Linked DNA regions of Homo sapiens: regions 1, 2, 4 and 5 are each linked to region 3. Evidence: chromatin contacts called from ENCODE Hi-C or POLR2A ChIA-PET data. All regions are on one chromosome and are shown on one strand. The core of a region is the stretch at or near the end of the contact, and the rest is flanking DNA. Distances in the headings are between cores, read along the strand shown.

Region 1 (5,734 bases), core at 563-3,062, 130 kb before region 3:
ACTTTAATTTAGAAGATACATCAAGGATGCCAGGGAAAATGCCAAGAACTCAGAAATCATGGTCTTGCTTCATGTCGTTTTTGTACTGTAGGGCAGTCTTGGTTGGGCAAGGCAGCTAACTTCAGTGAGCCTTAATTAACTTATTTTTACAAAGCTATAACTTTTTATCTACTTCTCAGATTGGCTAGGAAGACCAAATATGGTCCTCTCTTTCATAGTGCTTTGTTACACAAATACAAATAAAAGGTGGTTATATTATCCAAATGGTCTCATATCCTATCATTATATACAGAAGATTTTACTTTCGGAAACCAACAGCATTTTACAATGGAGTTCTATGAGTAAAGCGCCCCCCATACCCCAACAGCTGGCTCATAGTAACAGTGATTTGTGGAATTAAATGAATTGTCTTCGAAGAAAAATCCTGTAGAACGTATTCACAAGTTCCACCCCCCACCCCACCCGGCAGCCATCAGTCTGTAAAGAAAATTCTGTTTCCCTACTTATTTTTTGCTAGAACTGTATTTAAATGTAGGATAAGATTTTCAAAATGAAATTTGACAGGTTTTTTTTTTTTTTTTTTTACAAGACCTGTCTGTGTTTGTCTTCAGCTCTCTTCTCCCCAGGGTGTTTCCAGTGGGCTGGGAAGGCTGCCAAAGGGTAGGCTAGAGGCTGAAGTCTCCAGGGAGTCTGGGTTTGAGGAAAGAGAGAGAAGAGTTATTGTAGTATAGGAGCAGCAGACGGGAAGAAGGAGCTTCAGCATTCGTTGATGGGCCCAACCTGCTGGAGGAAGCCTCTTTCTGGGGCTGGAGGAGCTTTCCCAGCACATGGGAGGAGCAAAGCTGAAGGAGGCAGGCTGGCTGGGAGTGCAGGAGGGCCCTGCAAGGCCCCCTCTGCCCTACCTCACCCCACCCGTCACGGCTCTGTCCTGGGTTTCAAAGTGGTCCCATCACCTCCTCTACACTTCTTCCATTCAGACAGTCCCTTGTCTTGTGTGCCCTGGCTCCATCTTACATTTCTGCTGACTGGAGGGTCCAAACTAGTCTCTGGTCCCACAGCATTTCAGACCTCTCTGAAGAGCATGATTCATTGGAAAATAAAGAAGCCCTAAATCTATACATATCTTCTACAACTGTGAGTCTTATGTTGAAACCCTTACAGTTGTTTAGGGTTAGTTATAGCACAAATAAGAAAAACAAGTCCACTATATATGGTGCAAAATAAATTCTGCCTTCAGTGATCCGAAGCCAGGGCTGGCACATGTTTTCTCTAAAGGACAAGCTAGTCAATATCTTAGGCTTTGAGGGCCATACATTCTTTATCACAGCTAATCTACCCTGTGTTTGTAAGCAGCCATAGACCATATGAATATAGCGGTGTTCCAGTAAAACTTTATTTATAAAAACAGGTGGTGGGGCCAGAGATTGCTGATTGCTGGAGCAATAAAAACATTTTTTACTTTTTCTTTCTTTTTTTTTTTTAATTGAGATGTCACTTTGACATTTCGGATTTCAGTAAATACTAGAAAGCCTGAATCTCCTCCCCTTTCTCCATTTGCATTGTCAGGTGAGCTCACTGTTGTAGCTAAATGAGAGTTGAGATGGCAACATTGATTTACTCAGACAGTTGCCATCTCTCTGAAAAGAGTGGCTGGGAAGTTGCGTGAGTGCAGCTACTTCTACAGGAAAACACAGAGGAAAGATAACTGGATGCCTAACTAATGAAGAAATTCCCCTGACACTCATAGAAAGACTGAGCAGAAAGGGCCTTTTCTCACTGGCTCCCTCCCACGCCCTATCCCATACACACTCCTAGTCCCTCTAATGAGAGTTGGCCAGCCCAGAGGATCCCACAAAGGACTCCAGCCATGACCCCAGTCATGTCTGTCCTCTCACTCTCCAAGATTTCCTGCCCCACTATCCTTCCTCTGCAGAGACATTGCCTTTTCAGAGGGGTAATTAACTTCAGTGAAACTCCAGCAAGGCCATTTGTCTAGGGGACAGAATTGTAGCCTGTTCTGCCCCTATCTTTTAGAGAGTAGATTAAACTGACTTCAGCAGAGTCAAATCCCTGGTATTAGCCTTTCAGCTGCCCCCTCCTTCACAGACAGAGCCACAGGAGCTGCCCGCTCCTGCCTTTCCTCTTTTGTAAGCCATGCTCCTCAGACTCCGTAAAAAAAGAGTCATTACTTGGAGAAAAGTTTTGAGTTAGCATAAGAACTGCACACATCTGAAACCACAAATCACGAATTTGAGACTACAGAGAGCCTCCCTTGCAGGCATTTGCAATTGCAGTTTGAAGACCAGCCATCTGGATGTTGTCTTAAAGTGTGAGTCTCCATTGTGGCTCCGTCTGTGAAGGAAAAAGTAAAGTCCCTGGAAGAATTTAGAGAGTGGGAGTAGGGGTTTAGAAGGCAGTTACACTTAGACATGACTAGTATTTCCTAGAGGACTGAGTTTTATAGTCCCTTAGTAATAAGCAAAGAGCCGAAGAGAGGGTTTGTCAGTCACAAATGAAAAGCAGTGGTTCTCGATCAGGGCAGTTTGTCTGCCAAGGGGACACTTGGCAATCTGGAGATGTTTTTGGTTGCCACAACTGTCACAATGGGGAGGCTGCATACTAATGGCATCTAATGGGTAGAAGCTAAGGATGTTGCTAAACATCGTACGGTGCACAGAACAGACCCCCAACAAAGGATTATCCGGCACCAAATGTCAATAGTACTGAGGTTGAGAAACACTGAATGAAAGGTGTTTCATGTTCTGAGCAGCCCTCCGCTGTGAGTAGTTAAACCATGAGTGGATATGCCGGCTGAGTCACATGAGGGTCCCCTCCCGGCAGGCTTCCTTCAGGGTGTGTGCATGGCTAGACAGCAGAGGGCACCACTCCCACCACACCACCTCCATTCTGGTGGCAAGAAAGGGTACATGGATGGGAAATACTTTCATGTTTCTTCCCCTATGAGGTGCTATTTTTTCTAACAAATGTAGGTAAGGGGGCATGTCTCCACCATGCTTTGCATGGTAAGGGAGATGGGGCAGAAACAGTCTGGCTCCAACTCTGGCAGGCCTTCCTGTTCCTGCTCCAGCCCCTGCTGACTCTGAGTGTGAGTTCTCCCCTGGATCCTGCTGACAAAGCAAGTGTTTGCCCTCCCAGTGGTCCTCTCCTTGGCCTGCTGAGCCATGGGCTCCTTGGCCATGTTTCTCTTCCTCTTTCAATCCAATCCTACCCACTTTCCATCTTTAAAAAACACTCCAAGTTTCTAGTCTGCTCATGTCCACCTTCTTTGCTTTATAGGGATTTAGTGAATTTATTCTTGCATACATATTTCCTTGGTCATTTCAATGGACTTTAGGGAGGCACAGAAGTAGAGGTATTGGCTAAGGGATCCCTCGAGAACAGCAACTCATCCACTGGATTGAACACCAGGACAGTCACTGGTGGCCTTACAAGAGCAGCATCAGTAGAGTGTGTTGGCAGAAGCCAAATTGTAGTAGGTTGAGTAGATTTGAGTAAAGAAAGGCATTTTGGTTATCTATAGCTATGGGACAATCCAACATAAAACTTAGTGGCTTAAAACCTCCATTTATTATTATCTTTCAGAGTTTTTGGGTTGATTGGGTTCAGTTAGATGGTTCTAGATTGGGGTCTGTATTGGGCTGAATTGTTTTCCTCCAAAAGATATGTTGAAGTCCTAACCCCCATTGCCTCAGAATTTGGCCTTATTTAGAAATAGGGTCTCTGTACATATGCACACGTATGTTTATTGCGGCACTATTCACAATAGCAAAGACTTGGAACCAACCCAAATGTCCATCAATGATAGACTGGATTAAGAAAATGTGGCACAGATACACCATGGAATACTATGCAGCCATAAAAAAGAATGAGTTCATGTCCTTTGCAGGGACATGGATGAAGCTGGAAACCGTCATTCTCAGAAAACTATCACAAGGACAGAAAACCAAACACCGCATGTTTTCACTCATAGGTGGGAATTGAGCAATGAGAACACTTAGACACAGGGCGGGGAACATCACACACCAGGGCCTGTCAGGGGGTGGGGGGCTGGGGGAAGGATAGCATTAGGAGAAATATCTAACGTAAATGATGAGTTGATGAGTGCAGCAAACCAACATGGCACATGTATACCTATGTGTCAAACCTGCACTTTGTGCACATATACCCTAGAACTTAAAGTATAATAAATAAATAAATAAAAATAAGCAAATTAATACACAAAAAAAGAAACAGGGTCTCTGTAGATATAATTATCTAATATGAAGTCATAATGGAGTATGATGGGCTGTAAATACCATATGACTGGCATCCTTGTAAGAGGAAGGAGACACACAGAGAGAATGCCATGTGATGACAGAGGCAGAGCTTGGACCAATGCAGCTGCAATCCAACGAATACCAAGGATCGATGGCCATCACCAGAAACTAGGAAAAGGCAAAGGAAGGATTCTACCCAGAGTTCAGAGGGAACATGGCCCTGCCAACACCTTGATTTCAGACTCCTCACCTCAAAAACTGTGAGGAAATAAATTTTTTCTTTGTGAGCCACCCAGTTTGTGGTACTTGATATGGAAGCCCTAGGGGACTAGTACAGAATCTCTCATACAATTGCAATGAGATCTTGACATGGGCTGGAATTAACTTGTCTTAGTCCATTCCTGGTGCTATAACAAAATCCCTTAGGCCAGGTAATCCATAAGCAATAGAAATTTATTTCTCACAGTTGTAGATGTAGGGAAGTTCAAGGTCAAGGTACCAACAGGTGCAGGTGAGGACTTTCTCCCTGCTTCATAAATGGCACTTTGTTGCTGCATCCTCATGAGGTGGGAGGAAAGCAAGGGCAAAAGCAACTAACAGACTCCCTCTTGTTCTTTTATTATATCAGGGCACTAACCCCATTCATGACATGGAGCTCTCATAACCTACACACCTCCTGAAGTCCCCACCTCTTAATATTGTTGGATTGGGGATTCAGTTCCAACATTAAATTTGGAGGAACACAAACATGCAACCCAGTAGCACAACTGAAGGCTCTATGGGGCTGTATGTCCAGAGGCTTCTCCACATGACAGGTGCTTCATCTAGGATGATAAGAACTGCTGGGGCCTGGCTGTACATTGTTCTCTTGCTCCTTGCAGCCTTTCCACATAGCCAGGTGTGTTGGACTTGTTTACATGGCACCTAGCTTCCCCCAGAGCAAGTGTTCCAGGAGACCCAGGTGGAAGGAACAAGACTTCTATTGACCTAAGCTCAAAAGTTACACAGTGAGAGAGGGGCTATGAGAGGATAGGCTCCAGAATTTAATTAGCAGGTTAAGCCTGAGACTGTAGGAAAAACACCTGTTTCATTGTATCAGGAGAGAAGCAGATTAGGATGGATAGAGACACAGCAAATGTGTGGATGGAGAATGACATATGGGAGTGAGTACAGCAGCTTCAGGATGTTGAGAGAATTTTCATATACTGGCATCTAGTGTCTCTGTGTCTGAAGAAGCAAAGTTATGTGCTGACACTGGTAAGAAAGAAGTGTGGTAGGAGAGAGAGCTTGGGGAGAATGACATTTGGAAAGAGCCACAGTGAAGAATGGGAAAGTGAGCTAACTACGGTCACATACACCACAAGACCCCAGCATCTGTCATTGTTAAATGATAAATTTTGGAAAGGGGAATGAGAGTGAAATCCTGGGGGAGCAGTTGTTTCCTGCTGTCAGTGGCA
Region 2 (5,424 bases), core at 1,808-4,307, 130 kb after region 3:
CTCTCAGGGTACCAGCCACTGGAAGAATGATGACCATAGAGTTTCTTGATTGAACTCATGATCTCAGCTTTTCTGGTCACAAGAACTAAAAGTCCCAACTTTAAGTGCTAGCCTGAGAACAACGCAAGTGTCAAGATTGCTCAGGAAATGTGACTTTCTTATCTTGCTCACAAAAAAAGTCATTGTTGCTAAAGCGGGTCAACAAAATTGATTTCAAGGGCTGAGATAGTGATTTTTCACCTGTGCCAAGAGAGCAAGTACTTTTTTCCCAGTGTTTTTTTTACAGACAATCATTTAACTTTGCCTGTAGATGTCAGTGTCCCAGTAACCTCCTTTGGACATGTTAGAAATGGTGTTGAGAACAGACTTCATGGTTTCTACCTTCTGCTTATCACCTCCCCAACAAATGCCCCCTTGTCTCCAATTTCTACGTACAAGAATATCGGTTTTCATGTCTCAGCTTGAGATCCTTGATTTAAATCCCTGATTTATTTTTACTCGTGTCCCCAGTGCCAATGTGGGAGAGTTCAGACATGTTTTCATATTCACTGAGATGTCAGAGAAATTAAAGAAGAGACAGATTTTTCATATCAGTCAGTTAAAGACTAATTACAACTGTGCTTTCCAGCAAACCAGTGATTGTAGGCTAATTTTCGGTTATGAAACAGAAACTGAGGTTAATGAGGCTAATTGTGTTTACCAGCATTTTTGAATAAAAGAAAAGAAGCCAACTCAATTTTGAAGAGACTTCTTTGTCAGGAACAAATTGGGGAAAATTGCTACAGTGGTATCAGCGTTTCCTAAAACTGCTAAGTGCCATGCTTGGGAAACTAACATCCTTGAACACAAGCTAGCAGTCCAGAAAATCAGGTCCTTAGACAGTGAGGCTTTCCTGATCCAAAAGGTATTGCTGCATGACAGTGATAGCTGAAATCTTGAAAGCAATGCCACATAGAGACATTCAAGTGGCTAGCCCTCGATTCTGTCTTCTTGGGTAAGGGGGAGAGGCAGGAGGAATAAGCATATGTTGATGTCTGATAAACCAACATTCTGGCTTTGCTGACTTCTACAGTTTGAGGGAGGTGACAGAGGAATGGAATCACCTGAGAAGAATACTGCTTCCAGCAGGAAACTAATGGGTAACTCTGACACCCCAAATGTGAAGTCACTGCCTCATGTTTTGGGTTGCTCACAAATGGTAATCCCTACTTCCCAGCAATTCCAACAAGGAAGAAGATTGGCTGTAAAAACTCCTGGGGAAAATCATCAGTCAAGAGCCAAAGTTTCCTGAGGCCATGAACCTCCACCAGGTAACAGTACAAGTATTACTGAAATACCAAGTTCATGGGGAAAGAGAGAAATGAAAGGCCAACATTTCCCATGTGGGCTCTATCGGCTTGGTGTGAAGGCTCCTCCCCTTTGATTACGCTAGACCATATGGCAGAGTTAACTGTGCTCTAGAAGAGGTTGATATGTGGCCACTAACATCAGATTACTTTAGTTCTAAATTTAGGTTCCAAGATCTCAATGTTTCTAATGAGGCCTCTATAAAGGATCCTTTGGAGGCATTAGGCAGACTCTAGTGGTACAGTAGCTTTAAGAAGGACAGCAGTATTTTGAAATGCATCACATTGACTATTATAATTCTGAACAACATACCCTGTTTTGAAGGATATCTGGGGTCCTTCAACTTCAGATTGTTTGAAGTAATCACAAACTATTGATATTTGTAATGATGGTAATATGTCCACGATCCAGCTAGGACTAGTGGAGCACAGGACATATGCCTGAGGAATACAAGAAAAAAAGATGACATGGCTTGCACTAAAGGAGTTTACTCTCTTCCAGGGAGACCAATCCCACCCACAGTTGACAAAATTGGGCATGAAATAAATTGTATGTTTTAAAGGACGGTCACATTAGGTGTAATTACATGCCGTAGTACAAGATACAGCAAGTGCTAAACACAATCAGAAATCAAAGATAATTCACATTCACTAAAGCTCTGTTCAAATGCAATTTCTTTTGTGGTCTCATCCCTCTAGTCACTGTTAGTCACCTTTTCCTCGGGGTATACTTGTCTATCTAACTAGTTTTTTCTTTAAACCGTAAGCTCTTTGAGGATAAATATCCTAACTTGCCCTTATATTCTTCACAGCACATAATAATGACATAAAATATACATTCAATAAATATTTACTAAGATGCAAATTAAAAAAGGGAAGATATTTGTGTTTTCTAGAGGTTACTGGGGAAAGAGTTATGGAGAATATAAAAAATAAGCCAGAGCCACAAGAGCTAGAGGGAGACAAATTTAGGTGAGAAAAAAGAAATTGACTGAGCAAATACAGAGAAAGTAACCAACTTGTTTGAGTGGCAGGGGTGGAGTGGGGATCAATAATGAGAAATCTGATGATAGATGAAGAATTGTCATAGATGAACGAAGAAAGCTGAGACAGAGTTTAGAGAAAATAGTTAAAGTATAAGAAGCTTAGGTTTGCCAAAATTCAACTCATTGATCCTTTATGTCCTTTTATGAAATGCATGAAGGTGTTTCTGGGATGGGCTTATGTGAGCTCAGAAAAATGTTTATGACTGCGAGCTTGCAAGGCTGGATGCCTGCTGCACTGGTCCTTTAGAGGTTAGAGTAGTAGGCTGCTTAGGTCAACAATGGAAGTTCAGAAGTAACCCTATGTACAAGGAGTGCTTATTGAAAATCAGGCCAAGAAACTATTTATTGTGGGTATCCAGGCTGTGTCTGTATGCACAAAATATCCTGGCCAACTCTGATTAGCCTAACCTGCCTGGCAAACTAACATGGTCTTGGCTCATAGGATCGAAGTACTGGCTCTCCAGGATCAACAAGGTTAATTAGTCATTTTCCACTGTGGTAACTTTTTGGATATTACAACCTATGCAAGGCATATATTTTCACATTAGATTTTCCTACTTGCTCATAGGATCTGCAGGCTCAGTCCAGGAGAAAACAAGCCTATGGCCACACTGGTGTGCAAAGACTGCAAAATCATCTAGGGATGGTGGGCTGGCTACTTTTTCTGTGGTCACAGGCCTGAGTGTGAACATCCCTATTCATACCAAGAGCCATTTGGTCACAATAGGGCTTTGAGGTCACTTGAATTCTGACATTCTACCCAGCAATCTCCAGAGTTCTCCACAGCAGATCCAGGCCATGGGTAGTTCACAGTGGGCACAGAGCCTCAGCTCATTAACATTTTATGTGTATGAGATAACTGCATCTTGTTTCTGAATAGAAAACTAGTACAGAGTGGCACCCAAATTTCCCCATGTCCAGGCATTCTATGCACTATTGTTTGCAAAATTATAGCAAAATCATGCATTCCTACTATTTTATAACAGGAGAAGGAGGACAAGGAGGAGGAAGATAATTGAGGAGGAGAAGAAGGAGTAAGGGGAGAAGAAGAAGGAGTAGGGGAAGAAGAAGAGGAGGAAAGAGAAGGAGGAGGAGGAAGAAGAGGAAGAAGAGGAGGAGGAGGAAGAGGAGGAGGAAGAGGAGAAGGAGGAGGAGGAGGAGGAGGTCGTCATTATTTTGGCCACCACCACCAAAATGTATCCTGATTGTTTCTCATATTTTCCAATCCAACATTGCAGAAGACTTTCTAATCTCCGTATTTATACTTAGAATTTAAAAATATTCTGAAGGTCAAGAAAGAAGTAGGCAAATCCCCAGGACAGACCCAGCCCTTATGCTCCTCACAACCTGCCTACTCTTGGCTTTTGCAACCTTGAGTTCAACTACCGTCACTTCATACCACCTGTCGCTCCCCACACATGCTGTGTGCTTTCCTGCTTTGTTCCCTCTCCTAGGCTGCAGCCCCTCACCCTCTGCCAAGTTCTAGAAGTGCACAGCATTCCTGAAGGCCTGGTTCAAATACCATCTCTTCTGGTAGGCAGGCAGAGCTCGTCACTCCCTCCTCAGCATGCCCACCCCTGACACTGAGCACTCTTGTCCACTACCTAATTTGTCATGTTGTCATGAAGTTAGTGTTTGATGAATGTGTCCCTTGCTTCTTTGTGAGCTAAGTAAGGATATAGAATGGAGTTTACTCTCATAGGCTGGCATAAAGTAGGTATGCAGAAATAACATTTACTGGATGAATCAATGCTTGCATGCATGAGTGAGTGTATTAAACAATAAAGTTAAAGAAAGAGCCCTCTATTTTCTTCTGAGAGAAATCCTTTCTAAATAAGACAAGGATAAATTCTTCCATGGCTGTAAACTACTCTGTGGGCATAGAGCTAAAGGTTTTGAACTTACTCTTAGAGGACTCTGGTAACTGATATGATACAAAGAACCTAGGAAGATATAAAAAGAACCAAAGGCATTCTGTTACCTCACCTGAGAACAGAGAGAGCAAATTTTCTGAATTAACAGAGTAGACTCCTATTGCTGCATATTTTTGTATATATGAGTGTGTGTGCACACGGGAGGACACACCTGTGTGAGTGGGGGGGGCAGTGTGTGTATATGGGGCAGAAGTCAGGGCATAAGGATTGAGGAACACATGGAGAATGTATCTGAGTTGATAGAGTTAATAACAGACTCTACACAATTACAGGAAACACTTGCACACTGAAAATAATCACAAAAAATATAGAAAATTTGGCCGGGCGCAGTGGCTCACGCCTGTAATCCCAGCACTTTGGGAGGCCAAGGCAGGTGGATCACGAGGTCAGGAGATCAAGACCATCCTGGCTAACATAGGGAAACCCCGTCTCTACTAAAAAATACAAAAAATTAGCCGGGTGTGGTGGCAGGTGCCTATAGTCCCAGCCACTCGGGAGTCTGAGGCAGGAGAATGGCGTGAACACAGGAGGTGAAGCTTGCAGTGAGCTGAGATTGCGCCACTGCACTCCAGCCTGGGCGACAGAGCAAGACTCTGTCTCAAAAAAAAAAAAAGATAAAAGAAAATTTGCAGATTTCTAGAAACAACTTTGACCCTTAGTCCTTTAAAAAAGCAAATAAAAATATGGACTGCTTATGACTGCAAAATTCACTCTTCTTCATATTATCAACTTCTTTGTATTCTTCTATTTTCAAAAAAAGTTAATATTTTGTCTCCCAGGTTAAAAGCAGGAGATTTCCTATTTGTCTAGCTGGACTAAGTTCTGTCTTCTCAGAATTAGGAAGGCAAGAGCTTAGCATCAAACAGGCTTAGACCTCACAAAGCCATTCCTAGCAACAAACAGGAAGTAAAATGCACAGATTTAACAATATGAGACGTTGGTAGAGTAAGTCAGTATTTACCAGGTTGACTGCGTTATGCAGTATAGAAAATTGGTCTATTTGTGAATATTGTGTAATTTCATATACAATTGTTTAATTATAATTTCATTTTAGAAACAAGCTGCTTAGCTGGGTGTGGTGGCGAGGGCCTGTAGTCC
Region 3 (5,800 bases), core at 605-3,104:
CAATCTAAAAGTTTATTTTTTCCTGGATTTAGGAACTCAGTCTAGGGCAAATTGCACTCTTCAGGTGGCACTCTGGAAAGCTGACGATTGTGGAATTTTAGCAAGGAATTTAGGAATCTCCAGAATTTAATTTTTTTTCCCTCTTTGCTGCTACTGCAGATGCAGGACAACTCAAGAGCTTTCTGTCTCCAGGTGGGTGGCGATTTGACTCCTCATCAAGCCAATGGCCACCCCCTTGCAATCTTTATGCAATGCACAGTATCCTCTGCCTGCAACGGGGGCTTGCTCCCTTGATGGAGAAAATACAGAATAACTGGACGCCAGGAAACAGGCACAGCTTTCTGGGTCAGAAGTTGGCTGGGGAAGGGCCCTGACTGCCAAGTAACTTGCAATGATGTCAGAGCCCAGCACAACCAGAAAACACCAACTAGCCGGCCAACAAAAGACCTAATAACAACAGGAAAAAAATCACAGAGCTGTGTTGCCAAAGCTGTTCTTTCCGCCCCCTACTCTTTTCTTCTAATTGGAAGAACAGCAGGAAAGAGTCTATATTTTAAAAGACTCCTCATCCTTCTCTCCCCTTCTTTCCTTGGGTTACACAGTGTTAACTAGGGAGGAAATAGTTCTCCGGATGAGTCCTGCAGCAGTTGCTTGGGGTGTCTTTTTTGAGTTCCTTTTCAAGGCTGTCCTTGGAAGTTTCAGAAACAACGAGGACCAGGGTATTTTTCCTAAATGTAAACATGTAACTGTGTTTGGGAGAAAGCAGGAACCATTGAGGAAAGGAAGTCCTTTCTGCGCCCCTCTCTTCTCTCTTTCACGGTAATTAACCATACTCAAATGAAAATTAAGTTTGGCGGAAAAAGCTCTCTTCTTTTTCTTTAAACAGGGGCATCATGGTTCATTCTAGCCATTTAGAGCCCTCAGTGATCCATAATTCAACTGGAAATTAATAAAACACAGCCCGTTCTTGGAAATGAAGTTTGAATTAAAATCCTCTTGTTTTGGAATATGTGACTTTTTTTTTCCTTTCATTTGTGACAGTCAATTTTAAATGATGTCACTTCAAGGACATTTTCATTTCTCCCACAACATATTACATGAAACACTTGCCTGTAAAACCGGGTCATTAGCCTGCAAAATTATACTGTACAGAATGGCTTTCATTCAAAGTAGAAATGGGATTTTTAGTAGGCAATTTCTGTATTTTATAAAGATAAAGCAATGTTTGATTGCTTTCTTCCCAGCTGTTTTGCTTAGTGGTTATAAAGAGAAATGGGGGGCGGGGGGGTAATGTGGGGGCGGGTTTGTAAAGATGTGCTTAAAAAATAAATCTTACACTGGAAAACTAAGGCAGAACTTCACGGAACAACTGCGCCCGCAGCTCTCCTGGGCTGCAGTGATTTGTCCTCTGGGTTCTGGAGGAAAGCTCTGAAAGAAGTGAGCGAGAGGGAAAGAGGGAGGGAATCGAAAAGGTTGCTTCGCAGGCTGCAGCACCCACTGCGAGCTGGATGACTGAGGCACTGGGAGTTGCTAGAAGGAGCAGCTACTCAGAGGTGGGGAGAGGGAGGGTGCGCAGCAGAGCGCCGGAGAGGAGGGACGCGGAGGCCACCGAGGGGTCAGCAGGGCCGCGGCGCCAGGGTGGGGGCCTCCAGGCGGCGCTGGCCACGGTTCACCCGCGAGGGCGAGCGCGCCCGGCCGGCCGCGCCTCCTGCCGTCCGTGCCCGGGGGTGGGACCCGCGCCGGGAGCTGCCGAGTGCGTGGAGGGAGCCAGGCTCCGGCTCGCCTGATGGATTGACTTGGAGATGGATCGAATTACACCATTTGCCGTGCATCGGTTTGTTTTGCTCCTGCTCTGTCCCGCTGCTGCTGCTGCTGCTGCAAGGGGTGGTGGCGAGTTTCAGGATTCTATCAAGGAAGCCAAGACCTAAGGAGACAGAGGGATATCTATTTTTACAATATTTTTCTTTATTTTCTTTCTTCCTTGCGCGTGGCAAGCTTTTTTTTTTCTTTTTCTTTTTTCTTACCAGCCTCCCCCCAATGAGGTAAGACCGTTTTCAACAATTTGCTAATGCTCTTGTGGCGCCCGGTGGGGGTCGGAACCTGAGATCCCGAATCGCTGTGTGTGTGTGTGTGTGTGTGTGTGTGCGCGCGGTGGGGGTCGGAACCTGAGATCCCGAATCGCTGTGTGTGTGTGTGTGTGTGTGTGTGTGTGTGTGTGTGTGTGTGTGTTGCCACTGGACAGTTGATTTATTTTCCAAGCTGCTCTCTCTGCCTGCCGTGCAAGGGACGCGCAAAGGGCTAGAGAGGTTTGGCGGACGCGTCAAAACTGGCAAAGCTGGCGGCTTAGGGGGAGGGGCAAGTGGACTTGGAGGCCCTCCTCCACTGTGCACCCCCTTGGAAAAAAAGCGGAGGGGGCATCAAGTAAAAGTTTCTTGCCAGGCAGAGCCAGCTCGGCGTCCCCCGCACATAGCTGGGGTTAGCAGGGGTTGCTTCTCTGCCGGGCACAGCGTCTCCAGGAGCCAGCCGGGGAGAGCTGAGCCAAGGCCGAAGGAGCCGCCTGCGGGCTTAGCCGCCCCCTCCCGCCCGTTGGCCCCAGAGCGGACGCTGGGACGCCCGGGGTCTGGCAGCTCTGCGCCCGGCTAGGAGCGGGCGGGCGAGCATTAGCCTGCGTCCTGGAGAAGGGGCGCAGCGCCGCAGTTGAGGCCGGAGCAGCCCCTCGCGGGCGTAGGATACCTGTCAGTGAGCGCCCGGATTGCACGGCCCCCGGGTAGTGCCTGCCGGCGAGGGGCGGGAGCTCGGGTGACTTGGCCATCCCCATCCCCGGCCCAGGCCCGGAGGGCGGCCGCTTCCCACCGTCCCTCTCCCCTTACTGGCAGAGCGCGCTGCGGGCGGACTCCCGGGCCCGGAGCAGCCCACCGGCCACCCCACCGCCCACCCGGCTCCCGGTGTCTCCTCCCGGCCGCTCTACCCAGCAACTTTCCGTGCTTTGTTCCCCGACTGGAAATGCTTTACGGAAGCGTCTTGGACAGGGTCTCCGCCAGGCGACAAGAGCTCGGTGCTGAGATGTGTTACGTTCTCATCTCCCCATCAATTATGGATGGAAACAAATAAGGAAGAGTCAATTTTGCTGAGCCCCTTCTCCGGCAACGAGAGGCGTTCTGCAGCCGGGAGGGAGCCGCCGCTCGCGCCGGCAGCCGCTGGCAGGGGCATGGTGAGGAGGAAGGTAGGGAAACTTTTATTTCCCGTCTTGACAGCGGCGGTGTTTGTCCCTGGTCTGCAGAAACTGATACAGTAGCCTCCTTCCTTGGGTAATTTAGGAGGGCTTGAAGCTTCTTCTGTCATGTGTAATTCTTGGATTGAAATGAAAGGTCATAAAGGACTTGGAAGTGTGCACGAGAATTGGGTTTGAAAAATTTGTGCTCCATCCACTCTTGGGACCATTGCTGTCAGGTGATTGTTTAAATCCTGAACTTGTTAAAAGGCGAAATGTCAGGGAGCTGGCGGGGGTGGGGGTGTGGAGGGGGATTGAAGTCCCGGTATGAATCGCAGCGTTTGAGGAACTTAGGGCAGTACTCCCTGTTCTGGGGTGACCATTCGGTAACTGATGTTCCAGCATCCCGAGCCCTCAGCGCCGTCAGCTGGATGATCTCACAGGGAAGGCGCAGCACATCGTTACTATAGATATATAGACTTCGTCAACAGTCATTGGACCTTATGTCTGCCACTACAGCGGGGGCTTTCCTTTAAAAATAACTGTAGTGTTTCCTGTTACTTGGGGTGAAAGGGCAATGAGTAGGACGATTTTTCCCCAAAACTTCTGGCGGTAAGAATTTTAAGTCTGTAATAAAAATTATGGGTGCTTTTTAAGGTTGCCCTTCCCCCTACTTGATATTTGGGGCCATTAAGTGGATTATTTTGTTTATTCCAAAGCTGAAGTCCCTGGGAAAGGTCTAACATTTTTCTAAACTGGTTTGATCTCTGTCCCTTAGAATAGGAAAAATACTTGTTTGAAGAAAATTTTCAAGGTTTCTTCCTTGTAGTATAAAGAAATCTCATCTCAGACCGCTCAAGGGAAGGATTTTACTCTCCTTTGGTGGCTTAAAAACAGTAGCTTTTGATACTGGTTTACTCTTGCTGTTAAAAAATAAATCCCCTTACTCTCTTAGGTGTCTAACTCAGGAAATTAAGTTGTGTGTAGTCATGTTTAATGTAGTGAGTGACAGGCATATTCTTTCAAGCTGGCAGATATTACACAAACATTTACTCTGGCTTAGATAAATAGAAAATGCCAGATAAGCTCTGAGATTTGGGTCTATATTACCATGAACCTAAACATCTAGAGATAAATAAACCATAGTTCAGCCATAGCTGAGTTTTGTTTTTTATAGTTACTGTCTGTGCTTTGTTTGGTTTAGGTCTCTTAGAATGTACTTCCAGAAAGACAGTTAAATAGATAACCCTAAGGCTTCCAAAATGTGTTGTTGAGCAGACTGTTTTCTTTCATTGGCACATTTTGTTAGATTAACAACTAGCAACTATTTCTTACTGCATCCTACAGAATATTCCTACCTGGCCTTATTCCTCGTAGGGATGCTATATCAATAACCTTTCTTTTTTTTTTTTTTTTTTTTTTTGGAACATTTCTGTGACTCAGGAGAGTATGCCAGAAATGTTGTGACTTCTTCATCACCAACAGCTGGTTAACTTGAGTTTGATTTAGATTTGTGGGCATTTTGCCGTCTTCCTCTTCTTTCTCTCTTTTTTTCTTTTGGTGCCCTCTAATAGCACCATCTGGTCATGTCTCCCCTGGTTTGATGGGTTGATGGATTTGAAAGATGGCTGTGATGTAAATCCGTTAGTCCTTAGAGTGAGGACAACTTAGAAATCCAGAAGACTTCAGTTCCTTGCTGCATGCACAGAAAGGCTCTGTCCAGTAACTGTGACTGGGGTAAGCAGGCCCCTACATCAATGTCGTGGTTTCTGTCGCTTGAAAGGCCACAAGCAAGTAAACAGGAATCAGAGCCTTGATTCACAAAGATGGCCATAATTGCTAAAGACTTATTGAAACTGGAGAAGTTCTTCACTTCTTGCTGCTCCATCATAATAAACCTTGGTAATTAGCTTAGTCATTGTTCTTGCATGTGAGTTTCACTAAGATACAAAGAGTGAAAAATGCATCTGAAATAGGGTCATTTTTCACCCTTTTGATGCATTTTATGCAGAGTTAAGAGCCTGGCTGAATGCCTAACCATTAGTAGTGTAACCGTAGGAGGTGAACTCTTTCCTTGTTATATTGCGTGATAAAATATTGTCTTTTATTTTAATTGATAGACTTTAAGCCTGCATATTCTAGATGCCTTTCTAGAGGAAGCAAGAAGCAGTTGGGGTATGCCAACTAGGCAGTATTTACTGAATATTTATCATTTGCAAGGAGCTGTGCTAGCCAGTGTTCCAACACCAGGTGAGCCAGATATGTTTCTCTGTATTTTCAATAGAGCAAAAATAGAAGGAAATAAAGGATGGGAAAACAGACCTTTTGACAAGAAATGTAGATATGCTTCTTTCTTTAGAAGTGTATTATTTTATTCTAGAGATTTTAAAGCAAGATTATCCATACCAGATATTTGCAGTGGTGCAGCCTACCTGCCTTTAACACTAGTGAATGATTCAATGTACTGTTAAGTGTAATTCACGCATTGAATCTGTCCTTAGAGTGAGAGATCTCACTTTCTGTGGCTCATGTGAATGGAGACTTAGTGTTAATATCTACCAAAGCTAGTGTCTTGGGTTGCCGCTGATT
Region 4 (5,481 bases), core at 883-3,382, 200 kb before region 3:
AGTGCTTTAGATGTGCTGTTAGGTTATCAAGCAGTGGTTAGCATCAGGTTTTGCACAGCACAACTCTAGAGGGTGCTATTTATGTTGTGATTTGCTGCACCTTTCCCACATTGCATATGGCACCCTCTTCAATTGAGCAGTTGTGATCTGCAGAGCAGTAAGCAGTGGCTCAGATTAATATTCTTTATTTCTCCTGCATGTGTGATCATGATAGAGAAAATGACCATGCATCATGCGCAATATCCACACAGTTAAACCATCAACAACAGGAGGATCCAGGAGGCAATGAGTGTAAAGGGTCAGATGCCCAATATCTGTGTAGTCCTGACAGGTGGGCAGAGCACAGAAATGTAGCATCATCATGCAGACAGACATGTAGACAGGCAGCATCAGGAGACAATGGCAATTCAGGGTTTGGGGAAAGGATTCCCATTTTGCAGGCAGATGCTTTAGGTATGAGGAAGAATGGCTGAGACTATTCTTAAAAGGCCTAGAATCCTGGACAGGTTACCAAATTGGGGACCTGGATACAAAGGACCAAGACAAAGACTGTGAAGCCACCACTGGGGCACAAAGTGGGAAGCTGATCTCAGAAACAAGACAGAAGCTCACTTGTAGAACTGGATCATACAGTCTGACAGAATTGGTGACTATGGTGATTTGCCTCTGAGTCAACTAAGTGTTGAAGCACATCTCTTTAAGTCCTTGTGATTAAAGACAGGATTGGTCCTAGATCCTGGGGCAGGGATTAGTCTATAGATGGGAGAAATGTGTTCCATGCAGTGGGGAGAGGTGGCCATGAGAGCACAAACCAAGGCAGGCCTTAACAGATACCTTTTGCACTGTCACTTCCCAGTGATGCATAAAACACTGTCATTACCCCCAGGAGGTGGCACGTTCTCAAATTTCAATAGCTTCTGAAAAGGTATAGGTAAATTCATGGATGAAAGACCCAGAGTGAACTATTAATGGAAATGGGGAAATTATGGGGCACACATTTAACCTTTGGGTGGATATTGGGGAATAACAGTCTTCTCCCTTGAAAAAAAAGTGGCCCCCATCATCTGAGAGGGAACACAGGCAGATTGATTTGTATCTGTGATACATATGTATCATGTATCTATAAATTATATTATAATATTAATATTTATGCTACTAGTAGCCCACTTCTATGTATACATCAAAATGTATATTCACATATATATACTCTGGCTGATTTGTCATGCAATCTTACAGTACTAATCTCTATTCCACTACATTTTCCTTGAGGAGAATACCTAACCATCTCTAGTCCTAAATAAGCAGGGAGCCAACAGCTTTGCCCTTCCTTGGTCTTGGGAACTGCAGCTGGCCTTAGGCATGGGTAGAATGGAGCCATGTATTCCAGGAAAACAGACCAGTCGAAAGCAATCTAAACTCCTATTAACAGGGTAGCAGTTACAGAAAAGAAGGGTACCAAAGGGATAAATCTGCAACAGAAGCTTGGCCAGATGGAATGAGCAGGTTTGAGAAGTTGATCCAAGATAGATTCCCAAGGGCAATAGATGATGACGATAATGTGCGTGTGTCTGTGGTTTGTTTTTCTTGAAGCATATCAAGCGAAGCTCAGCAGTTCAGGATACCGAACCAGTCATATGGGTGAGATTCATAGGTGATTCTTCTCTATAACTTTTAAATTGTTTAGGCAAGTACTTACACATTGTAATGCAGATTGTTGAATGCATTAATAAATGTTTGTTCTGCCACCTCAAATGGATGTTTGCGCTGGACCTGTTTCAACAAATCATATAGGGACTCCAAGTCGTTGACCATTCGCAGGATAATCCTTGAAGAGGGATGCAGCTCCGCCATAGAAACTGAGATTCTAGAGGGTGGAAAACTGTACCTTTACACCCACTCTGCATTGGTTCACAAGTCATTGCTAAACGGACAGTGTGGTCTCATTACTTGCATGAGTGAGATGTGGTATGGGAGACTTGGAGGAGAACCCAAACACTCAGTCCAGAGGAACTGCTTCCAGCAAAATTTGAGAAAGAATTCCCTTTCAAGTCTTCCTCTATGTTTTTTCCTGGGGGCAAGAGACTCTCTTAGAACACCAGGAAATGAACCAGTTGGAGTGCCACAGGGCCACGATTGGTCTATTCTTTTCTATGTGCATTCACTCCCTGGGTGATCTCATCCAGTTTCATGGTTTCAAATATCTTATGTCAACCACTCCCACATTCATATCTCCAGTTCAGCTCTCTCTTCCAAGTTCCAAATTTTGCCTCCTTAACATCACCAGAGGTATTATGGACAAATGAAAACTCCTAACCTACCTCCCAAACCATGTCTCACTTGCAGCATTCCCCATTTCAGTTGATTACCACTCCTTTTTTCAGCGGCTTTAGTCAAATACTTTAGCATAATTTTGATTCTTCTCCTTCTATGACACACAACTTCTGACTCATCAGAAAACTATGAAAGCTATATCTTGAAAACATGTCCATAGTCTAACTGCTTCTACTAATACTTTCTTGACCCAAGTCCTCCTGCTTTCTTGCCTTTATTACAGTAGTCTCCTCACTGGTCTACCAATTTATCTTCCCTGGCCACAGTCTATTCTCAACACTTGAAAAAGCTTTCAGTGGATCCTCACTGCGTTCAGAGTAAAAGTCCTTTACAATGGTCAGAAATCCTCCTGCTCAAAATATGTTCCATGGAGCAGCAGCACCAGAGGCACTAGATTAGAGATACAGAAGCTCAGCCTCAGACCAAGTGGATATGACTCTTCCTTTTCACATGATCTCAGTTAATTTATATATACTTGAAAGTTGAAGGTCACTGTTCTGTAAGCCCCACATGATCTGTGTACCTATTATTATTTGATCTCATTTCCTACCCCCATTCTTTCCCTTGCATTCGCCTGGCAGCGTTCACATTGGCCTCCCAAACTTTCTCAAATATGATTGGCATGCTCTTGACTTACGGCTTTTTCATTGGCTGTTCCTTCTGCCTAAATGACCATCCTCCAACCATCAATATCACTAACTCCCTCACCTCCTTCAAGCCTTTGTTCAAATATCACCTTCTCAAAGAGGCCTATTAATAAGCCAGAGTACCCAATTCCGCTTGTTAACTACCTCTTGCTCCACGTACCTAATCTCCATATCTGTCTTCTGTTACTTTTTTCCTTAGCTTTTATCACCTACTGATGTATTATATATTTTAGTTATTATGCCTGTTTTTATCATCTGTTTCCCACTGCCCCCTTCCATGAAAGTCAACTCCACCAGGACATTCAGTGTTATATGTGAAGTGCCTAAAATCACCTTTGACACATAGTAGGCTCTCAACAAATACTTGAATAAATTGATGAATGCAATAGAGATATTCTGTCACCTGATGCTTTGAGAAGAGTGGATATAAACTTTTGTAGCAAGCCTTCTGAAACAGTAGGATTTTTTTTCCCTCCCAGAGGAAGTACAAAGTTCTGAAAGAAGTAGGAAGGACCCTCTCCTGGAGGCAGCCTTCAGCAAAGGCAGAGTTTGTGGAGAGCATTTCCTTTCCCCTTGGAGAATATTTGAGGAACAATGTTAGCATCTTCTTAAAATATGATCTGGCATTTGGAGCATATGTCTCCAGCTAGTAAAAGGCATGAGCTCTGCATGGTTCAACTTTTCAATGAGGCTGCCTTACGACATTTTAATATATTTTGACTCTGTGGGCCAGATGTGGAGCAGAACCAACAAATAGGGCAATTACCTTTCAAAAAATACCCTTTTCTCACTATGCAGTCATTCTCCCAATGCTTTTTCACAGCCAAAGCTATAATTTGGGTGGGTCTGAAAAGGATGACAGAGGTAGTTACTTTTGGAAACCAGAGAGCCACACTTCAAATTATGGTTGGCTGCAGAACTAAGCCTTAGACTTATAATCTCTTATAGGATTCTACTTGCACAGTCGTCCCCATTGAGCCATGTGGAATGGATGGCTTTTGTTATGGGAGCAACATTGTTGTTTATAATGACTCTGCACATCCTGGTTTCTGGAGTGCCGGATTAATTTTATAGCCATGGTGACTTATTTTGGCACCTAGCTACCTCAATGTAAACTTATCTCATTAGTATGCTGAACCGCCAGATACTTTTGTACAGTTTCACCAAATAAGTAGCCAGGCCTTAAAGTAACTTAAATGCAATTACAAAAGAATCTTTTGGAATGAAATGGTGAATTCTGTCTATTTGCTCCCAAAAGATCATGGCAGCCCATGGCACATCAAAGTGACTAGTCAACTTACTTTTCAATGCTATTGATGATCTAGTTTTGAATTTAACCATTACTGTCAAACTGAGTGGATTTAACAAAAGCCTAATTTATTATCTGATCAATTTGTTGTACCTTTCCAGGATATAGGATGAAGCCTTGAATACTAATTGCTCAGAGCTCCAGAGCTCCTCCCCATTGTTGCCCTATGGACAGGCAACTAAGGGACAGAAAAGCCCCTTCAGTGTCCTTGATGGGGACACTGAATTAATATGTATCATAGTAGTGTGCCCTCAGCTGCAGCTGAGTGAGGTGCCTCACTTCTTAGAAGAAATTACTTGGAAGAGGACATCATCAAAGTGATGCGTATTGATGAGTCATAAGATTTGCTCATAATTACCAAGTGCCAAAATATTCTCCTAGAGCTAATCCAGAGCCTGGTGTCCCCAGGGTGTCGAGGAGTCCACACTCAAAAGTAGCTGTTTTGAATAATTCATTTTTTTGTAAAAAGAAGAATTAATTTAAAAATGTAAACTTTAAATGCCCAATAAGAGTTAACACTTATTGACAGATGTGCTGAACTGAAACAATTTCCTTGAGTGCAGAGAGCTGCTTTCTAGAGAAACATGATTTTCAGGAGTCAGTGCTACTCTCTTGTTTTGTAGCTTCTAGCTGCACTTCTAGGAAAAGTAATACCTCGGACAGTAGTGTTTTTAGTTCTTTAGCTGTACAATGAATGGGAAATGAACTGTCATCTATTACTCTTAGGACTTCAGGGGAAATACTTCCCTGAGAGGCAGTTGTATGGCTGCCCCTGAATCCCTGGCTGCCTGATTTTTCCATTGTGATCAGTTACTGCTTTGAAAACCAGGGGTTTTCAAGATGGGTATGTTAGAAATTAGATCATATATTCTCAGACTAGAAGGCAGATGTCTTTGAGGTCTCTCTGAAATCCTCCTACTTGAAGGACTCTGGCATGAGAGCTGAGTGTGTGTGAGTGTGTGCGTGTGTGTGTTTATATGGGGAAAACCTATTTGCTCCTCTCTATGCGTTCATTACACATCTATATTGTACTCTAAAAAGTGTAGTGAATTCTATTTCAAGCTTCCTTTTTCATTTTTAGATATATCTCAGGAAACAGACTGGGAACAAAATATAACCTGAAAAAACAAAGATGTCATTTTTGTTTTTGTTGGTCGTGTTGTTGCTTATTTGTTTCGTCTTTCTTCCTTCCCA
Region 5 (5,681 bases), core at 2,585-5,084, 240 kb after region 3:
GCCATTTTAATGATATTGATTCATCCAATCCATGAGCATGGATTATTTTTCCAATTTTTGGTGTCATCTATGATTTTTTGAGCAGTGTTTTGTAATTCTTATTATAGAGATCTTTCACATCCCTGGTTAGCTGTATTCCTAAGTATTTTATATTTTTGGGGGGGCAATTGTGAATGGGATTGCATCCTGATTTGGCCATCAGCTTGGATGTTGTTTGTATAAGGAATGCTACTGATGTTTGTATGTTGACTTTGCTGAGGTTATTTATCTCTGATCTCACAGAGCCTTGGGGCTGACATTACAGGGTTTTCTAGATATAGAATCATGTTATTTGCAAACAGGAATAGTTTGACTTCCTCTCTTCCTGTTTGGATGTCCAGGATTATTTTCAACAACACTTAGCTTAACCCAGGATACTAACCTACTGTAATGTTCTCACAGACAATATCATCACTTACAATAAAAAAGATGTTAATACTGGCAAGAAACCTAAAGATAATATGGAGAGTAATTATTTACTGTAGGTTTTTCTTATTTGAGGAAAAAATTACCCTAACTCTAGGAAAACCTTTCCTTCGCAAACTTGAATAGCACCTGCCCATGACCTATTCAGGAACTGTGTTATCTCATAGAAAAAAATACATTTAAAAATTTTTTTCCATAGAAGTATAATGCTTCTAAATGAGGCACTCTATCCATTCATCTATCTAGCCAACAGGTATTTATTATGACCTTTTATGTACAAGACACAGTGCTAGGCATTATGGATAACGCAGGGAGTATAGACTACCCTACCTTTGCCCTAAAAGACTTAACAGAATAGAGTAGAGGAAAATAAATAAATACACAAAACAAAAACATATATTGCAACTTGAACATTCTGATGCAAACAAGATATTAAGAGAGATCCTCCCAGCATAGCATTTTCTAAACTGAATTCTCTGAACATGCAAGTGGCCATAGTCATTTTTTATTTTTCTATCACTTAGGGCCTCACCTCAACATGACATTTGGCAAGGCCTTGCCCATTTGGCTATGAACAGCAGTGCACAGGGACTGGGTACAAGGGAGTTTCAGTCTCTGCTCATTGTTCTGAGAGATGACTTTTCTGTTTCCATCCCAATCAGCTTCATTCTATTATCCAGGTGCCAGAAGCAGTGGCATCCTCTACTGAGAGCATAGATATGAGGAGGGCATTAAAGAGGAAAAATAAATGTTTCCTGGAAGGAACGCCCAAGTAAGCATGGCCAAGACTTCCACAGATGGAAAGGGAAAACACTACGCTCTCTTTGTGCTTGCACCATATTCAGTAACTAATTAGAGCTTCCTGCTCAGAGCTCTGAGCTGCCCTGGGCCCTTCCTTGCTCAGACTTATGACCATGCCAATCTTCCTAAAGCAGGAACCCCATCCTTCCCTTCCATCTATAAGATTTTTTTCTTCTACTGAAATGCAAGTACTCCGTGAGGATGACTCTTGTAGGTGGAAGGAAGCCATGGAATAAGACCCCAGAAACACATGCCCCTACTTCACCATTCTGCTCACAAGCAGCTCTGCTTGTGAAATCCACTAAGAAATCAGCAATCTAAGTATTTCCCTCAATATGACTCTAGATATTCCATTGTGTTGCTGGCCGGTCTTTTCTTCTTCACATTCACCCTTGGTCCAGAGCAATCTGTATGGCCAGCTATTACTTGAGAGTGACTCTGCTCCCATAAAGTGACTTCCTCCCTAGAGTAGATTGTGGTTTGAGAGAAAGAGAGAGAATAGTCATACCTGTTCCTTTTCTTCGGGGCCAAAATTATAGCTGTTATTTCTTCTAGGGGCAACAAGGACTAATACAAACCTCCCTCAGCACCTTACAAAACTGGCTCAAAAAAAAAAAAAAAAAAGTGAAGGGTGACTGAGCTCGACTGAGCCCTGCAGGGTGTTACCCAAGAGGTGAGCAGATGTCGTTTCAGAAAAGTCAAAAAGGCTCTAACAATGTAGGAAGAAGAAGCTTTTGTGACACTAAAATGGGGTTGAATAAGGCAGACTATAGCTAATGCACAAATCATTTGAAAAGCCTCTTTCTCTGGTGAATGACTCAGTCAGGGGATGTTTGAGCTTGTAAAAAATCACAGGAAGGAATCTACTGACTCCAAGTCCAAGGTGCAGGCCTGTATTCTCCCATGGGCCAAGCAAGACTTCTGGGGAAAGATAAGACACCCTTGTCCTCATACCTTCAGCTTCTCTGTTGTCAATTACCATTGCCACATAATAATTCTGAAAGCGAAAAACAGCTCTCTTGTCATTTCAGCTCAAGCATAGCTTCTTCAATGCATCCATCAGACTTCTCTACTCTGCACTGATCTTTCTTCTTCCTGAATCCCTTTAGCACTCATAATCTATTGTTCACTAATAAACAATTAAAAATGGCTTTATTGGTCATCTCAGATTCTTTTTGGAATGAGTCAGGGCATTATTTAATGTTCATATTGTCCTTCGTTCCACACATGATAATCTTCTTTCTCCACATTAGTAACTCTGTAAAGGCAGAACAAATATAATTATTTTAAACCAACAAGAATCTTATTTTCTGAATTAAAATTTGGCTCATATGGGTCTGCAAGCACAGGTCCATGCGAGAGAATAGTGGGGCAGAATATTCTACATTGGATCTGCCTCTGAACATCCACGTGATCACCACACTCTGTTTCCTGGGGTCATACTCCCACACTGGAGCCAGCACACTGCTGGAGTCTCCACTGCCTGTTGGGAAGATGAGAAGCATCTAGCAAATATCTTCCAGGAGCATTGGTTTTATTCCATGGTAAATAATCTACACATTATTTACACATGAAAACATATTTTCAAGAGCAAAATGGAAGCCTTATGTTATTTTCTAAGATAAAACTTGAATGAAATTTCTTGAAGTTTCTTGAATCTTGGAGTGGGACTTTCAGGCTTCACCAACAACCCCCACCCTTCCACAACCCCCTCCTCCCCAAGCCCATGCCAAGCTCTTCCTGGAGCGCAGGTCCAGGCTTTCCTGCTCTTAGTTACCCTGTGTTCACACTTAAGAAGCACTGCTCTTCCACTCCTACAGTAAGGCAGAGGAGAGTAAGTGCTTGATAAATATTTATTGACATATTGATTCATTGTTCCTTCAAAATTCAGAGCAGCAAAAGGAAGTTGAAATCAAATCTTCTTTTAGGTGTAGGTGGAAAGGTCAATCAATAGTGGCCTTTCTGGCACTGGAGAAACATCCTACCATCCTACTAGAGACGTGTTCTACTTTGTCACTGTAGGTAGGAAGACAGTAATGGCTCCCTCAATGAAATGGTGATAAGAACGAGAACATGGTTCAAGAGAAGAAAAGAAGAAATTGTAGAAGGATAGAACTGGCCAAATGGCAAGGCATCTATGACAGAAAAGAGCAACAACAGAGCAGAGCAGAGCTGAAAGAGACCAGTCTCAGAGAAGCAAACATGTTCAAGCAAAGAACCGGGCAAGTCTTGTTTTCCCTCCAAACCCAAACCTCCTAGAAACTAACAGTTGGTTTTTGATTTCTTTGGGCTTTGTTTTTGTTTTACTTTTGTGTCTCAGAAAGGACCAGAAAAATACAGGGGCTCAGGTGAAACCTTTATGTCAGCAGGAAAAACAAGACTCAGAGAAACCACCTTGGCAGTGCGCCCTCTAGCAGTTCCCAACCACAAAGCGAGCATCCATCCTGTCTTGTTTACAGAAGCCCCAGCCAAAAACAAAATTGCCTAACCATCTTTGCCAAGGGGAACTGGGGTTAACAGTTTTTCAAAAACCTCATAATTCGATAATTTGCAAGTTACCACGACTTCCTCCGTAAAACTGGGCCCCCATGACTAAGAGGTTTCGTTTCAGTTGCGGTATGAAGAGAAACTTGTTGCTGGGCACCATTTGTGCAGCATAAGCCCTGGGATCCCTACAGAGTCTCTCAGTAGGATTCAAATGTCTCAGGAGAGGGGTGGAGCTCATCTGGGTTTCCACATTGGCAGCCAAGGATGCCCAGTGGAGCCATCTTCTCAGATCAGGCATCCTGGTTGTGTTAGTACTTCTAACCACTATGCAATTCACCCAGGCTATCAACTTGCCTGGCAGAAATAGGTCCTTCAAGGAAAATACTAGAATTCCTCTAGGCTGCCAGCCTCCGTTTCAGAGACAGGTGGCAGAGGCTGTGAAGGGTGGCCCAAGAAGCACAAGGGTGAGACAAAGATGAGCAGAGTGAGGCAGCAGCCATCCCCATGTGTGCTCTCCTTGTACACCCCAGGAAGGATCTTAGGGATCATCCAGTCCCTGATTCTCATTAGACAGAAGTGAAAGCTGAGTCTCAAAGAGGTGAATGGTTGACTTAAGCTAGACAGCAAGCTACTTGTGGGGAATAGGGGTAGAAATTAATATTGCTTTTGCTTTTGGAGAATAGTCTCAATATGTCAGTCACTTTTCTAGATGTAATTAATAATATATATTTTTAAAACTTCAAAAACCTATAGGGTAGGTAACATCTCTATTTTTATAGCTTTGTTTTATAAAGAAGGATATATTGTCTGAGAAGTGAGTTCAATCTGGAGCCACATCTGTCTACAAAGCCCATGCTTTTTCCTCACCGTACCTGATGTTCATTCCCAGCTCAGCAGGATTCATGAGACCTTCCCCATAAACTAACCCAAAGGGCAAAAGACTGGGTTGCCATGCCCTGTGGCCATGTTGAGGGTGGTGAGAGGGAGAGTGGCTATTCTTAGGGCTGTAAGTTGTACCTAAGAATATATTTGTGCATAGGAATAATTTTATAAATTAATGTTTATGTTTACCATGCAATGACTAGAACCATCATGGGTTAAATAACATTTTTTGACCCTGTAGGAACTCAAAGACATGCTCTGAGTTCCCAGTAACTGATTATCTTTAATGTGCCTACTGGTGATATCATTAAAATGTAGATTTAAATTCAGTGAGGTCAGAGATTCTTCAATTCTGTAAGCTCCCAGCTAATGCTGATGCTGCCAGTCCATGGACCACAATTTGGGCCACATCCAATTCACAAATAGAGACTCACTCTAAATCAAAAGTTGCTAATTAGGCTGGAGTACCCTATTTCTTTTTTTAATATTGCTGACCCCTAAGCAAGTTCTACTTATCTGTCTGAAAATTGTTGCTGTTTCCAGTGCAACAAGTCACTGCCTACAACTAATATTCCACCTTCTCTAGGACATATCTAGGCTCTGCAAAAAGATGATCTTCCAAAGCTCCACAAAGAAATGCCATTTGTGAATGCTCAGGCACACCTGTGCCTGCTGGCAGCAAGCCATTGACTTTTTCCAACAAGCAAACCAAAGCTTAACAAATTCCACTGTGGAAAGGTGAGCAGTGTGCCCCCTGCGGGCAGCTTCCCACTTCCCCTCCCATAAAATGAGGGCCTTTCAGCCCCACCTTCTTAATGAAGTGTTCAGCGAACACTCCACCGCATCCACCTCCCTTCCAACTTGTACCTCCCACAAACATTTGCCCTGTAAGTTCCTCTAACCAAGTCATCTTTTTTGTTTCCACGTTTTGTCTCTCTAGCCAAATCTTAAGTTCCTTGAGAGCAGAGACTCTGTCTAATCTCTCATTGCATCTTCCCACAAAGCCCAACCCAGTCAGTGTTGTGTTCAAATTATAGGCTAAAGAA

What was found. A loop is a pair of places that touch in the nucleus more often than their neighbours do. ChIA-PET counts read pairs that join two places held with the same protein, here RNA polymerase II (POLR2A). Pooled maps may share reads with other maps.
Region 1: a map of heart left ventricle shows a loop between it and region 3 (2.0-fold over the local background). The contact joins the enhancer-like site here to the promoter of SEMA6D in region 3. A Hi-C loop is called at or near these places in 3 of 168 maps with a recorded cell type or tissue (IMR-90 and heart left ventricle) and 1 of 50 pooled maps. POLR2A ChIA-PET finds 5 or more read pairs at or near these places in 2 of 52 experiments (A673 and activated naive CD4-positive, alpha-beta T cell).
Region 2: a loop to region 3 is called in a map of dorsolateral prefrontal cortex, with 8 times the contacts of the local background. The contact joins the promoter of LINC01491 here to the promoter of SEMA6D in region 3. A Hi-C loop is called at or near these places in 3 of 168 maps with a recorded cell type or tissue (dorsolateral prefrontal cortex and psoas muscle) and 6 of 50 pooled maps. POLR2A ChIA-PET finds 5 or more read pairs at or near these places in 2 of 52 experiments (AG04450 and MCF 10A).
Region 4: a loop to region 3 is called in a map of chondrocyte, with 2.1 times the contacts of the local background. The contact joins the enhancer-like site here to the promoter of SEMA6D in region 3. A Hi-C loop is called at or near these places in 24 of 168 maps with a recorded cell type or tissue (MCF 10A, PC-3, Right ventricle myocardium inferior and 10 more) and 12 of 50 pooled maps.
Region 5: POLR2A ChIA-PET joins it to region 3 with 15 read pairs in Caco-2. The contact joins the enhancer-like site here to the promoter of SEMA6D in region 3. A Hi-C loop is called at or near these places in 3 of 168 maps with a recorded cell type or tissue (Caco-2, DLD1 and GM12878) and 3 of 50 pooled maps. POLR2A ChIA-PET finds 5 or more read pairs at or near these places in 3 of 52 experiments (AG04450, Caco-2 and MCF 10A).

Annotation. Positions count from the first base shown.
Region 1 is chr15:47,586,324-47,592,057 of GRCh38, forward strand. It overlaps a transcript of SEMA6D not described here. Among named protein-coding and RNA genes, the nearest start is that of SEMA6D, 130 kb to the right of the region's middle. Within about 2 kb of position 1,813, at least 3 of the 41 ENCODE cell types and tissues checked have a DNase peak (open chromatin) inside an H3K27ac peak, as active enhancers do; they include A673, where a contact is called at or near this core.
Region 2 is chr15:47,843,179-47,848,602 of GRCh38, forward strand. LINC01491 (long intergenic non-protein coding RNA 1491) reads right to left here and starts at 3,058. Exons shown (of 5, transcript NR_120336.1): 1 at 2,951-3,058; 2 at 1,660-1,787.
Region 3 is chr15:47,715,651-47,721,450 of GRCh38, forward strand. SEMA6D (semaphorin 6D) reads left to right here and starts at 1,855. Exons shown (of 19, transcript NM_001358351.3): 1 at 1,855-2,042. RefSeq lists a silencer at 1,682-1,976.
Region 4 is chr15:47,512,144-47,517,624 of GRCh38, forward strand. It overlaps a transcript of SEMA6D not described here. Among named protein-coding and RNA genes, the nearest start is that of SEMA6D, 200 kb to the right of the region's middle. Within about 2 kb of position 2,133, at least 2 of the 41 ENCODE cell types and tissues checked have a DNase peak (open chromatin) inside an H3K27ac peak, as active enhancers do; they include PC-3 and endothelial cell of umbilical vein, where a contact is called at or near this core.
Region 5 is chr15:47,958,102-47,963,782 of GRCh38, forward strand. All of the region lies in intron 1 of LOC124900354 (a long non-coding RNA gene), which reads left to right. It overlaps LOC102724553 (a long non-coding RNA gene), which reads right to left. Exons shown (of 3, transcript XR_001751520.2): 3 at 955-2,524. Among named protein-coding and RNA genes, the nearest start is that of LINC01491, 110 kb to the left of the region's middle. RefSeq lists an enhancer at 3,851-3,910. Within about 2 kb of position 3,835, at least 2 of the 41 ENCODE cell types and tissues checked have a DNase peak (open chromatin) inside an H3K27ac peak, as active enhancers do; they include GM12878, where a contact is called at or near this core.